4 separate regions of the Homo sapiens genome follow, and all the other regions are linked to region 1. The links are chromatin contacts, found by Hi-C in ENCODE. All regions are on one chromosome and are shown on one strand. The core of a region is the stretch at or near the end of the contact, and the rest is flanking DNA. Distances in the headings are between cores, read along the strand shown.

The links. Hi-C counts contacts between places; a loop is a spot of excess contacts on that map. Pooled maps may share reads with other maps.
Region 2: a loop to region 1 is called in a map of CD4-positive, alpha-beta T cell, with 6 times the contacts of the local background. The contact joins the promoter of DBT here to the promoter of RNPC3-DT in region 1. A Hi-C loop is called at or near these places in 3 of 168 maps with a recorded cell type or tissue (CD4-positive, alpha-beta T cell, CD8-positive, alpha-beta T cell and naive thymus-derived CD4-positive, alpha-beta T cell) and 9 of 50 pooled maps.
Region 3: a map of B cell shows a loop between it and region 1 (15-fold over the local background). The contact joins the promoter of RTCA here to the promoter of RNPC3-DT in region 1. A Hi-C loop is called at or near these places in 3 of 168 maps with a recorded cell type or tissue (B cell, CD4-positive, alpha-beta T cell and CD8-positive, alpha-beta T cell) and 9 of 50 pooled maps.
Region 4: a pooled map shows a loop between it and region 1 (15-fold over the local background). The contact joins the promoter of SLC35A3 here to the promoter of RNPC3-DT in region 1. A Hi-C loop is called at or near these places in 6 of 50 pooled maps.

Annotation. Positions count from the first base shown.
Region 1 is chr1:103,524,015-103,527,044 of GRCh38, forward strand. RNPC3-DT (RNPC3 divergent transcript) reads right to left here and starts at 1,494. Exons shown (of 4, transcript NR_168321.1): 1 at 1,382-1,494. It overlaps RNPC3 (RNA binding region (RNP1, RRM) containing 3), which reads left to right and starts at 1,685. Exons shown (of 15, transcript NM_017619.4): 1 at 1,685-2,248. The coding sequence starts at 2,057. RefSeq lists a silencer at 1,477-1,576 and an enhancer at 1,897-2,136.
Region 2 is chr1:100,248,226-100,251,167 of GRCh38, forward strand. DBT (dihydrolipoamide branched chain transacylase E2) reads right to left here and starts at 1,609. Exons shown (of 11, transcript NM_001918.5): 1 at 1,545-1,609. The coding sequence starts at 1,595. RefSeq lists enhancers at 778-1,337, 1,338-1,897, 1,499-1,618 and a silencer at 1,729-1,828.
Region 3 is chr1:100,264,419-100,267,576 of GRCh38, forward strand. It overlaps RTCA (RNA 3'-terminal phosphate cyclase), which reads left to right and starts at 1,798. Exons shown (of 11, transcript NM_003729.4): 1 at 1,798-2,002; 2 at 2,106-2,206. The coding sequence starts at 1,958. It overlaps RTCA-AS1 (RTCA antisense RNA 1), which reads right to left and starts at 1,756. Exons shown (of 3, transcript NR_110435.1): 1 at 1,586-1,756; 2 at 1,411-1,499; 3 at 324-829. RefSeq lists enhancers at 1,489-2,038, 1,607-1,966.
Region 4 is chr1:99,968,651-99,971,541 of GRCh38, forward strand. It overlaps SLC35A3 (solute carrier family 35 member A3), which reads left to right and starts at 1,346. Exons shown (of 8, transcript NM_012243.3): 1 at 1,346-1,512. All of the region lies in intron 1 of LOC124904230 (a long non-coding RNA gene), which reads right to left. RefSeq lists enhancers at 826-875, 936-985, 1,706-1,795 and a silencer at 1,386-1,585.

The DNA of each region.
Region 1 (3,030 bases), core at 244-2,743:
CATGTCCCATGACTCCATTATGGGCACAATTCTATCTATACCCTTTGTCATTCTTCAGATATAAATACCATATAGGTTGATGCCATACCTCGTGGTAACCTTTCCCAAGAATGCCAAACACACACATTCAACTTCCTACTTGAAACAGGGATACTGAATAGATACCTTAAACTTAATATATGTTCCTCTATTCCCAATGTCCCACTACAGTTTCTAACCTAGCTATACTTGGTCAATCTTCTCACATTCAGTAAATGGCATCATCATCTACAGATGGATAATATCTAGCTTAAGCCAAAAATCCAGAATTTATCCTTGCTTACTATTCTTCATCTGCAAGTTCCTATCAACTACTTCTAAAACGTATCTCAATTCCAGTTCCTTCTCTACATGTCCACTTTCACCAAACTATTATGGTAGTGTTTTTCTCCAGACTTCTACAGTAGTCCAACTGGTCTTTCTGCTTCTGTTTTTTGCATTGCAACCGGAGAAATTTTCATACCTAAACTTTGATTCTCTCCCCTCAACACACACCTACTTAAAGAATTTGTCAGTTTCTAAATGTTCCTCAAATAAAAAGGGCTCCTAACAAATCTACAGCGTCTACGTGGTCTGGCTCTACCTATCTGATATTTTGGTGGGTGTGTGGGGAAGGTTCTTCTCATGTTTGTCTTCTAGTTTTCATTAATATCTGTCTCTCTCCTTTTCCCCAACCAATGCGGGATGACAGCAGATTGCTGGTATACTGCTTACTGCTGTATCTCTAACATTTATTTAAGTGGCAAAAAGAACTGTAAGAGGAACTCTGGTTCTCCAGACTGTAGCAGCTACATCTAGCATAAAACCTCTCTTTAGAATCCTCAAGGCCCTCTCTGTATGGGGTGAGGGGTACATTCCTGACCCTCCGGGGATGATCCCTGCCTCACTCCATTCAGAATCTAGGCAGAACAGTGGATTAGAATGTAGACCCCCAGTCAGAACACCAAGGGTCAAAACTTAGTTCTTCCACTTTCTAGCTGTGTGATTTAACCTCTTTGTACATCAGTGTCCTCAGCTGTAAAATAGGGAGAAAAGTACCTACACCTACACACACACACACATACACACACACACACACACACACCCCTACACACACACACATACACACACATGCAATAATTTATTTATTAGGTTACCTCTCCCTAGAGGCTGCCATTTCTGCGAAATGAACCCTGGCAGGGGCCTATCCGTCTGCTAAATGCCTACTGATTCAAGAAAAAAGTCTGAACTCTCAACGTTTTGCCCCTTAAACTGAGTTCTCCTCCCTACAATGGTGTCTAATGAGTTGACAGAATAACTGGCTAGCTTTATATTTTACCATCTAAATACTGTAAGAACATACCCGGTATTTCCACACCCAAGTTCTCCTCCTTGCTATTCAGGCCAATTCACTTTCCCAAGGCCAGGGATTAAGAGCCGCACGGTCAGCTCCAGATAGCGCTCGCCGCCGTGCGCCCCGCCCCGCCGTGCGCCCCGCCCCGCCGTGCGCCCCGCCCCGCCGTGCGCCCCGCCCCGCCGTGCGCCCCGCCCCGCCGTGCGCCCCGCCCCGCCGTGCGCCCCGCCCCGCCGTGCGCCCCGCCCCGCCGTGCGCCCCGCCCCGCCGTGCGCCCCGCCCCGCCCTGTGACGGTCCCAGCCCGCACATGCGCAGTCGTGAGTCCTCTTGTCCTTGAGCGTCAACCTTCTTTCCCTGAAGTGGCTGGGGTTCCTGTTTCCTTCTTTGATTGACAACTTGTGTTAACCCTCGCACATCTCTGGGCCAATTTTTGCTTGTAAGTCTTTCCGGAGACCCCTGGAATTTAAATCATTAGCACCGCGCCCTTCCCCGAAGAGTCTTCGAAGGGTTGCCGCTTTTCGGTGGCGCAGTTCTCGCGAGAAGGTGACTTTCTTTCTCGGTATTTCCTGGTTTCCAGAATCCTTAGCGCGAGGCGGAAAAAATATTTCTCCCAGCTTGTGTTGATGCCGCGATTTTGACTGAGACTTCTTCCCACGATTTCTGTTTTTGCTTCTCCAAGGAAAATGGCAGCTCCCGAGCAGCCGCTTGCGATATCAAGGGGATGCACGAGCTCCTCCTCGCTTTCCCCGCCTCGGGGCGACCGAACCCTTCTGGTCAGGCACCTGCCGGCTGAGCTTACTGCTGAGGAGAAAGAGGACTTGCTGAAGTACTTCGGGGCTCAGTCTGTGCGGGTCCTGTCAGATAAGGGGCGACTGGTAAGGGCGCGCCCCTCCGGAGTCTCCCGGGAAGGCATTTGGGAAGTGACCGGGGAGGGGGAGCGCTGACAAGAGTAAAATGGAAACGAGTGGGGAAGATGGACTTGTGTGATGAGAGCTCCCCCATCCTACCTCTTTTTTATCAAAATATCTGCTCTGCGAAGTGGAGTTTTAATCGGCTCGAGTCTGGATTAGTCATAGCACTGCAGAAAAGGGCAAGTGAGAACGACAAAGCAGAAGAATGGAAATTAGCTTAGTTATATTGAGTTTTCGGATCCATCCTGAGAGCCTCACAACTTTTTTGAATTTGGGGTTATTTCTCCTGGACTCAAGAGTATTCTTACAAATGTGCATCAAGGGATTTTTTAAAGTCCTACTTCATTTATAAGCCAATGTTAAATCGTTCATTAAAATAGAGGAGAAGCTACATTGGTGACTTGCGTAAATTAAATGCAGAATTTCAACTAGAAAAAGAGGCTTTTCATAAAAATTTCCCGATGACATCTTTTAGGGAACAATTTTTTAGGGCTGTTAAGAGTACCTGTGTAGGAATTTACACAATTACTTTGTTTTGCTTTATATCCAAAGATATTTTAGATTTCTCTTCATTAAAATAGGAATAGCGATGGTGCAAGACTCAGTGGTTTTAAAGTTTCCCTAGGTGATTTTAATGTTAATGTGCAGCCCAAGTTGAGAGTTACTGAATTAGAAGAAAGACCAATTTTGATCAGTTTAAATGTCACTTATGCCTGCAAATTAAAAAAAAAAAATTATATATGGCT
Region 2 (2,942 bases), core at 359-2,858, 3.3 Mb before region 1:
AGAAGAAGTCGTAGCAGCCCTCTTGTATACAGTAGGAAAAGGACAAATGAACTACTAGGGAAATGACGACATTGATAATCATAAGCCACTTAATGTGAGCTGACATCTAATTGGGGATGCTCTGTATGCATGGATACTTAATTTCCTATTTATTGGTTGGGTTTTTAATTGCAGCTGGAAAACATCACGTACATATGAAACTGGAGATTTCCAGGACAGTAGGATATATGGGTTTGGAGTAGACCTGGTTGGAAGACTGGGGAACTTTAGGACTCATCAGCATAGATGGTAACTAAAGCCAAAGAGTGGATGGGATAACCCAGAAAGTGGGAAAAGTGCAGAGGGCCAAAGTCAGAGCCCTTTAGAAAAAGCAATATTTAAAAGGCGGGAAGGGAAACAGGATATTGGGATGAAGTGGCCAAAGATGAAGAAAGAATAATATTGGGAAACTGGTGTCACAGAAAACAAGAATGGAAAGCTCTAGAAAGAAGAGAGACCAATATGTGTTAAGTGTTGCTGAGAAGAGCTCTCTTCTCCTGGTTATCTCTTACTTATCCTTCTTACATCTCAAGTCATACAGTATCCTCTGGGAACTCCTCTGACCCCCAAGTCCACCATAGGTGTCCACTCCTGTGTGTTCCTGTAGTTCTAGGCACTTGTCCCATCACAGTACCTCTCATGCTGGGTTGTAATTTCTATCTGTCTCCCTCTCCTTTGTCCTCCACCACAAGGTTGTAATCTCTTGAGAAGGAAGATATGATGTCTATTTCATATTTGTATCTCCAGTGCCTAACACAGCACTGGTACATAGCAGGCTCTTGAAAGTTTTTGTAAGATCGGGGTCACCAAGGCAGGAGCATCTAGGGAAAGGGAGAAGAGGCAGGAAGAAGAAACACTAAGCAAATAGGGGTAACAAGTATCATTACCGGTATGTGTCAGTGCTTGGTGCTAAGACTGGGAGAAAGAGAAGGAAGTGCAGGGGAGATGGTGATGGGTCACAGCCTTGGTGACAAAAGGGTAGGAATGATATGTGGTGCGGACATAGAAGTACAAGGCAAAAGAGTGACGCCGAGCTGCTCAGTTCTTCGGAAGCAGGGACCCCTGCTGATATTCTATAACTTGAACGGCCTCTTCCTCTACACACTGTAGATTCCTTGAGGGTAGGGGTCGTGTTACCAGTGTTTGGCATACTGTGGGTACGCAATAAATGCTAAACGAATATATCTCTGGATCCACAGCGCCTATCACAATGCCTGGGCACCTGGAAGGCGCTCAATAAAACGCTAGCTGGGCCTCGGGGTACAGATGGAGCAGGACGGCTGAGTCGCTGCAGAAGCGCTTCCAGGTAAGGGGAGGGAGTGGGTTTCCACTCCAGACTGGTCGACTCGCTCCGTTCTCTGCCCTTTATTTTGCATGCATCCCTTCACCTCTCCATCACGCGTGCCCTGGACGCCTGGCACCGGAGGAGAAAGTAAAACACCACTCCTGGATGACTCCGGACAAATCACTCCTTCCCGGCCTCAGATCTGCCCAAACGTGCTTACCAGCTTCCCCGCATTCCTGCTCCAGGTTCTCAGCATACGGACTGCAGCCATCTTACCCCGGAAATGACAACAGTGCCGCAAACTGGAGAGACTCTCCTCGGCGCGGCCTATCAGGAGATGGGAAACGCGCCTCCCCCTGGGCGACCAATAGGGAGGGAAGAAACGAGCCTCCCACCCAACAGCCAACCAAGGAGTAGGGCGGAGCCTGAGCTAAACCCTAGGATCTGGGACCCAGCGGGGAGTGAAAAGAGCCTGGGGGACGGAGGCGGGGCAGAGGGCAGCCCAAATTTAACACTGCTGTGTAAATACAGATGCACCAAAGATAATCTTTTTAGTGTATGTGATGGGGAAAATAGAGAGTGTTAAGGAAACACAAAGAAAGGTACTTACCTCAAGAAAGTTATGTTGCAGTAGGACCTGAGCGATGAGTTGGAAAACATTTCCCCGTCTTCATCTTGTAGTGTAGCCGCCCCAAATACAGAAAATAGAATATTTCTATACGTTGTAGCAAGGCTCTGGACAACTAGTTGTTTCACAAGTCCATACAGCAGTACTTCCCAATGACTGCCTTTTTTACTCCCATTTATGTTTTTGATTACCAAAATTGGCTAATCAATTTTTTTCATGAAAGATGAACATTACCTAATGTCTAAAATAAACATGTTATCATCTTTCTTTTTACAGACTGCTATCAGATGCAGCTAACTAGCATATGCAATACATGTCACAGACACATGATCTTGATTTAGTTGTCTCTTAAAGAAATGTCAAATTCAGGTCAAGTGGAACTGGTAAAGAACAGATCAGAGCTTTCTTTTAAAAGGCAATCTTCCTCAGAGCAACTAGGAAACCAATTCCTGGAAATGTCCAGGATGACATTAGTCTGTTATTGCTTCTTACGTGGGAATGAAAATCTGCACAGATGTCTAAGGAATTACAGAGAAAAAAAACTGGAACAAATACATTTTAAATGCTCAACATTGAAGATTAGTGGTTATGAAACAAAATCTCAGGTATTTCACAACTTCATTGTTTAATATGACCCAAACACTTTTCCCCCTCATTTGCCATTTTATGTATTACACATCTACACACAAAAAATCAATGCAAACAATAAATCTTATTATCTTTTTTGTTTGTTTGTTTGTTTGGTAGAGATAGGGTCTCTTGGGCCAGGCGTGGTGGCTCCTGCCCATAATTCCAGCACTTTGGGAGGCTGAGGCAGGCAAATGGCTTGAGCTCAGAAGTTCAAGATGGGATCTCTCTATGTTGCCCAGGCTGGTCTCAAAGTCCTGGTCTCAAACTGCGATCTTCCCATTTCAGCCTCCCAAAGTCCTAGGATTACAGGCATGAGCCACTGGGTCCGGCCTAAATAGCTATCTTTCTCAGAAAATCTAG
Region 3 (3,158 bases), core at 548-3,047, 3.3 Mb before region 1:
TAAGATGTTTATTAAGACAATATGTGCACTGCTGAACATAGACCCTTATCAGTAGCTCTGCTTTTGCCCTTTGCCTTGTGATCTTTGTTGGACTCTTATAAGTAGTTCTGCTTTTGCCCTTTGTCCTGTTCCCTCAGAAGCATGTGATCTTTGTTAGACCCTTACTAGTAGTAAGGTCTTTTTGCCTTTTGAAGCATGTGATCTTTGTACTTTTGTACCTACTCCCTGTTCTTACACCCCCTCCCCTTTTGAAACCCTTAATAAAAACTTGCTGGTCTGAGACTCAGGCGGGCATCATGGTCCTACCGATATGTGATGTCACCCCCGGTGGCTCAGCTGTAAAATTCCTCTCTTTATACTGTCTCTCTTTATTTCTCAGCTGGCCAACACTTATGGAAAATAGAAAGAACCTACGTTGAAATATTGGGGGCGGGTTCCCCCAATAAAGATGTCAGATAGGGGTACAGCTTTTTTATATTCCATCCCTACCATCATTGCCTTACTTCAACTTCTGATTATTTCTTGCTGGATAATTGTATCATTGGCATTTCTCCCTTCAGGCTCTTAAGCCTCTTATTCACCCTTCTCCTACTGCCAAAGCCTTCATTTTAAAATGCAAGTATCATTACTTCTCTGATTAATATCTTACGGCAAATTCCAGATTTGGTTAAGTACATAGTCTGTGTGTTCCCTAAAACATTCTCTGTCGCAAAGCAGCAGAGCGTTGGGATTACCAGACAGTGGTGTTCACATCAGACCACCCAGGTTCACATCTCAGTCTTCTAGTTAAAATTGTGTGACCTTGTAGCAAATTGTTTAACACAGGAAGCTGTAAAACAGTAAAAACAGTAAGTACTTTATCATGTTATGAATGCATGCAGTGCACAACACCTAAGTGCTCAATAAGTGTTGCCTGTTATTGTTACAGTATATTATTAATATATTGTAATTGTCCCCATAATAAACTCTAAATACAGTACATGTTAATTATTATTGAGGATGACATTGTAATTGATTACGTCTCAGTCTCTCCATTATACCTCCAATAACTTCGGGGGTAGAAGCTGAATTACTCTTTTTTGCTTCCCTAGAGGTTTACATATTATTTGGTACTCAATTATGTAGGAACTGAGCCACAGGCAGAACCAAGAAGCTGGCTATTGCTTCTGCCCTCGCCTGAGGTGAATTGTTAGCTGCACTGTTCCTGGGAGTCAAGAGCTTGCACTCACTCTCAAGCAAAATGGCATAACTTTGGCTTTTCAGAATATTAAACTAGTGATTCTGCCTTTCCCGCCTCTCAAATAAATGGTGTGTCACCCTAGAAAGAAAGATAACACACTCCGCATACACAAACACGCACACCGCAAGGAACCAAAGGCCAAGAGTATCAATGTACCAGGGCGCACACACTTCGAGAGACAGGTTCGGTGCATCGCAGGATCCCAATCTTTCTTGCATCTTCAGCTCTAAAAGTCGGCACCTCGGGGTATGCCAGGATCCTCGAGAAAACAGATATAAACACATATTTACCCACAAAACAGAGATAAAGCACAAGCCTGCGGGATAACTGGAGGAGTTATCTTACAGTTGAGACTTTCTGCAACCTGCAGATTTTGCCGTGCCCAGGGCACAAGTTTTTCAGGGCTCCTGGGCACCCCCGCGACCGTCATCTCACTTCCCCGGCAGCTTCCTCGCCCCGACCGCAGTGTTCCCAGCGCGGCTCCTTTAAGCCGAGCTACGCGCATGCGCACTGACTGCGGAACTGGGCGAACCCGGGGGTTCGTTTCTGCTGACTCCAGTGTCCCGAGAGGCGCCGCTTCTTCCGCTTTCTCGTCAGGCTCCTGCGCCCCAGGCATGAACCAAGGTTTCTGAACTACTGGGCGGGAGCCAACGTCTCTTCTTTCTCCCGCTCTGGCGGAGGCTTTGTCGCTGCGGGCTGGGCCCCAGGGTGTCCCCCATGGCGGGGCCGCGGGTGGAGGTCGATGGCAGCATCATGGAAGGGGTGAGTACAGAGCGAAGCGGCCGGGGCTGCAGCCTAACTAAGGAGGGGAGCTCTCACCACCGGTGTGCTTACTTCTCTTCTCCCTGTACCCCAACCTTTGCAGGGCGGCCAGATCCTGAGAGTCTCTACGGCCTTGAGCTGTCTCCTAGGCCTCCCCTTGCGGGTGCAGAAGATCCGAGCCGGCCGGAGCACGCCAGGCCTGAGGTAAATCTGGCTGGAGGGGGAGTTGGGCCGTGAAGCTGGGGGATCGGGGGGTCGGGCTGCCGGGCTGGGGCATCGGGAGTCCGAGTGGTGGAACCCAGAAGGTCCCAGACGCAGGTATGGGCGATCCAGGGCGGGGCACTCTGCCTGGGCGGTGGCCTGGGTTGTAAAGTCTTGAAAGCCTGGAGGGGTGAGTTTAGAAATGGTCTCGAGTTTTCTCTGTTTGACTAAATAGTGTCATTTGCTGAAGAGCTAGCTTTTAAAATGTTTTCTCACCTCACCGGGCATTCCAAATATCCGAACAGCACGTATGAGCTGGCAAGATAGATAGGGCAGAAATGCTTGTGACGCCAGAGGAAACCCTGTTTTATAACCAGTGCATTCTGGTTCTGCTGTCAGTTTTAGAATCATAAAACAGGAAAGAATCCTGAGATGTGTTATCCCAGCCTTCATTCATACCTCCAGAGAGCTGTTATGACCAGAATTATCTGTTGTGGAGAGGGAAACACCTTGACATTTGACCTTATTTCTTCTGTCTGGGTAGCTGGGCATGCCACTAGTTGAGCTTCAGGTACATGCACCTGCTAGAAGAGGACCCAGGTTTGAAGCCACACTGATTGCTTTGTATGTATTCTGTATTTATTACATTTTAATAAATCAGCGGTCTCAGTCTTTTGTCTACAGTTTTGAAATTACCAAAAGGCAATTACTGATATGTTAATGTTAATTGCCTTTGTCATAGTTTGCAGCCCTCCAGTTCACCAACAGGGGAATCCAATTCATTAGGCTGTAGGTGTTGTATTAGTTTGCTAGGGCTGCCATAACAAAATGCCACACACAGAGTGGAGCTTAAACAACAGAAATTTATTTCCTCACAGTTCTGGAGGCTGGAAGTCCAAGATCAAGGTCCTGACAAGGTTGGTTTCCTCTGAGAGCCATGAGAAAAGGATCTGCT
Region 4 (2,891 bases), core at 96-2,595, 3.6 Mb before region 1:
GTTCAAGTTGAGATTTGGGTGGGGACACAGCCAAACCATATCAGCACCCCAAAACAATTACCATAGTAACATCAAAGATCATTGATCACAAAGCACTATACCAGATATAATAATGATGAACAAATTTAAATATTGCAAAAATTATTGAATATTATGTGACACAGAGACACAAAGTGAGCACATGCTGTTGGAAAAATGGCACCAATAGATGTGCTTGAGGCAAGGTTGCCACAAACCTTCAATTTGTAAAAAAAAAAAACAAAAAAACAAAAGCAATGTCTGTGAAGAGCAATAAAGCAAATCACAATAAAACGAGGCATGCTGTTATCATCATCTAACAGGCACATTTTGGTTTCAAAAAAAACTGGGCATGTATTAAGATCTAATATGTATTTTACCATCCAGGAATTTTCTCAAGACTGTATTGCAGAAAATTTTAAAACCAGTTATTCTACTCTAATACAGTTACTTATTTTTCTTCAATATCACTTTTTTTCTAAGTATGTCTCTCTTGGACATGGTTTTAATCATTTGCAATATAAAGAGACATAGGCTTAATTTATAGCAGCCCTGAGTTAACAAAAAGAGATAATCCTATTCGCTTATTTGATAATCCAGCTGAACCTGAAGTACTGATTTCAGCCTGTTCATCACCTGAATGGGCTGCCGTGGTTAGAGGGTTTCCAACACAGCTACTGGAACACTTTTAAAAGGTAATGCTGTGATCCATGCAGCCAGGAAGGGGTTGGTCCCTCATAACTCTGCAATCCTCTGGGCCCAGTTTTCTTTTTCCTCTCCCGGTTGATGACACTAGGCCCATTGGTGGTACGGCTTTGGGTTTCCTTCAGTCTCAAGATCTCAGTCAGGGTGGGTGAAGTGGAAGAACAAGCCTTCTTGCAGACCACTGGTTGGTTGGCAGCCTTTGCCATAGCTAATCTGGTTGTTTTCAGGTCAGTGACAGTCACTTTTAGGAGAGGGTTCGTTTGCTTTCAAAATCCATCTCCCCGTTCCTCTCAGGGTTCTTTGCCCCAAAGGACTTTGCCCTTCCTTACGCAGTGGACACCTTGGCACCCTCTGCAAACAGACAGTCCCGCAGAGGCCCTCGACGAGTGTCACTCCATCTGTTTCGCGCTCCTAGGAGAGGTGTAGCAGAAAGCAGTGCCCCAGGCCTCCACGCGACGGTGAAGCAGGAACCAGGGGCTGCCAGCAGAGCAGCCCAGGTGCGTCGCCTTAGGGACAGAGCTGCCAAGTGCCGAGCTGGGGCTGCCAGAGCCGAGCCGGGAACGGCATTTGCCAGAGCCGAGGCGGAAGCCGGAGCATTTGGGGGACGGGACCGCGGGAACCCGGAAACGCCTGGGCTGCACCGAGCTGGCGGTGGCTACGGCGACGGGAGCCGGCGGCGCTGCGGGTCAGCGGTCGCGTAGGACCCAGCGGACTCGGCAGCCTGGGGCGCCCGGCGGAGCTGAACCGCGGCCCCCGGTGGTGGGCTCAGCCGGTCGAGCTGCGCGGGAGGTGAGTCCTCAGCGCACCTGGGGAGGGGCGGGAACCAGGAGGCTAGCGGCTGCGGGGCGGCCCGGGAAGCTCCTGGAGGAGGAGGAAGAGGAGGCATGCGAGGGGGCTGATGTGAAGTCTGTAGGGGTGAAGGGGACGGTATCGAAGACCTGAAATACAGTGCTAGCTAAGTAGGGGTGGGAGCAGATGAGGTGACACGTTGTAACTCCGACGGACGACGTGCGGAATGTACTGGGTGGAGGAGGAAAAAAGGCCCGAGGAGAGGGGTGTGTCAAGCGAATGAAGACGGCAGTGTGTGCCTCAGCGCCTGGTGCGTGCGGAGCTAGTGACGGGTGGGCCCGGCTGGGGCCCGTCATTCCTTCAGTGAACATCCCATGAGCTCTCGCTCGGTGTTGAGCCCTGTGGTAGGCACAGATGCACCCGACCAGCACCTGGAGCTCAAGAAGCCGCAGGAACTTAAAGAAATGGAAAGGCTGCCCTTGGTAAGGCTAGTAAGAACACAAGGACTGTTTGAAGTGGGGTGAGATTCTCATCAGAACAGGTGTGTGGGTGCATTGCTTTATAGTAAAAGACGATCTTTTATTATGTTCTCTTAAATGCAGTATTTGAAAATTAAGTCTTTTCGTTTTTGAAATCAACATTCGACTTTAGTAGTTAAAGATGAAATTTGGTGCAGTTTCTTACTTGGTGTTCTTATTCACTTTCACTGGTAAACTCAGGGTGTTTCAAGGGAATGACTTGTAAACTTATATTTCTGAGGCTAACTTTCCTCCCAACTGTTGATTCTATCTCTTCAGCATCTCAAATTTAGTTCTCCCCTTTTTCATTCCCACTACCTGTCTGCTAAATATGCTCGTCTTTCCTCTTCTTACTTGCACTATAGCAATAACTTCCAAACTGGACTTGTCCTCAGCCTGGCACCCTTCCAGTCACTTGCCTCCATATTACTTTTAAAGCCAAAGATCTTATGACTTTCTTTTTTTGGTTATTCCTTCCTCAGAAATACGCAGTGACTCTCGATCGGCTTCAGAATAAAATGTAAATTATTTAGGGAGGCATTTAATAAATTTTATATTATTTAGGGAGGCTTCAGATTTTTCCTTCAGAATTTGAGTCTGACGGTGGCTCCAGTAAAATCAATATGATTCTTTTTTTTTTTTTTTAGACGGAGTCTCGCTCTGTCGCCCAGGCTGGAGTGCAGTGGCGCAATCTCAGCTCACTGCAAGCTCCGCCTCCCGGGTTCATGCCGTTCTCCTGCCTCAGCCTCCTGAGTAGCTGGGACTACAGGCGCCCGCCGCCACGCCCGGCTAATTTTTTTGTATTTTTAATAGAGACGGGGTTTCACCATGTTAGCCAGGATGGTCTCGATCTCCTGACCT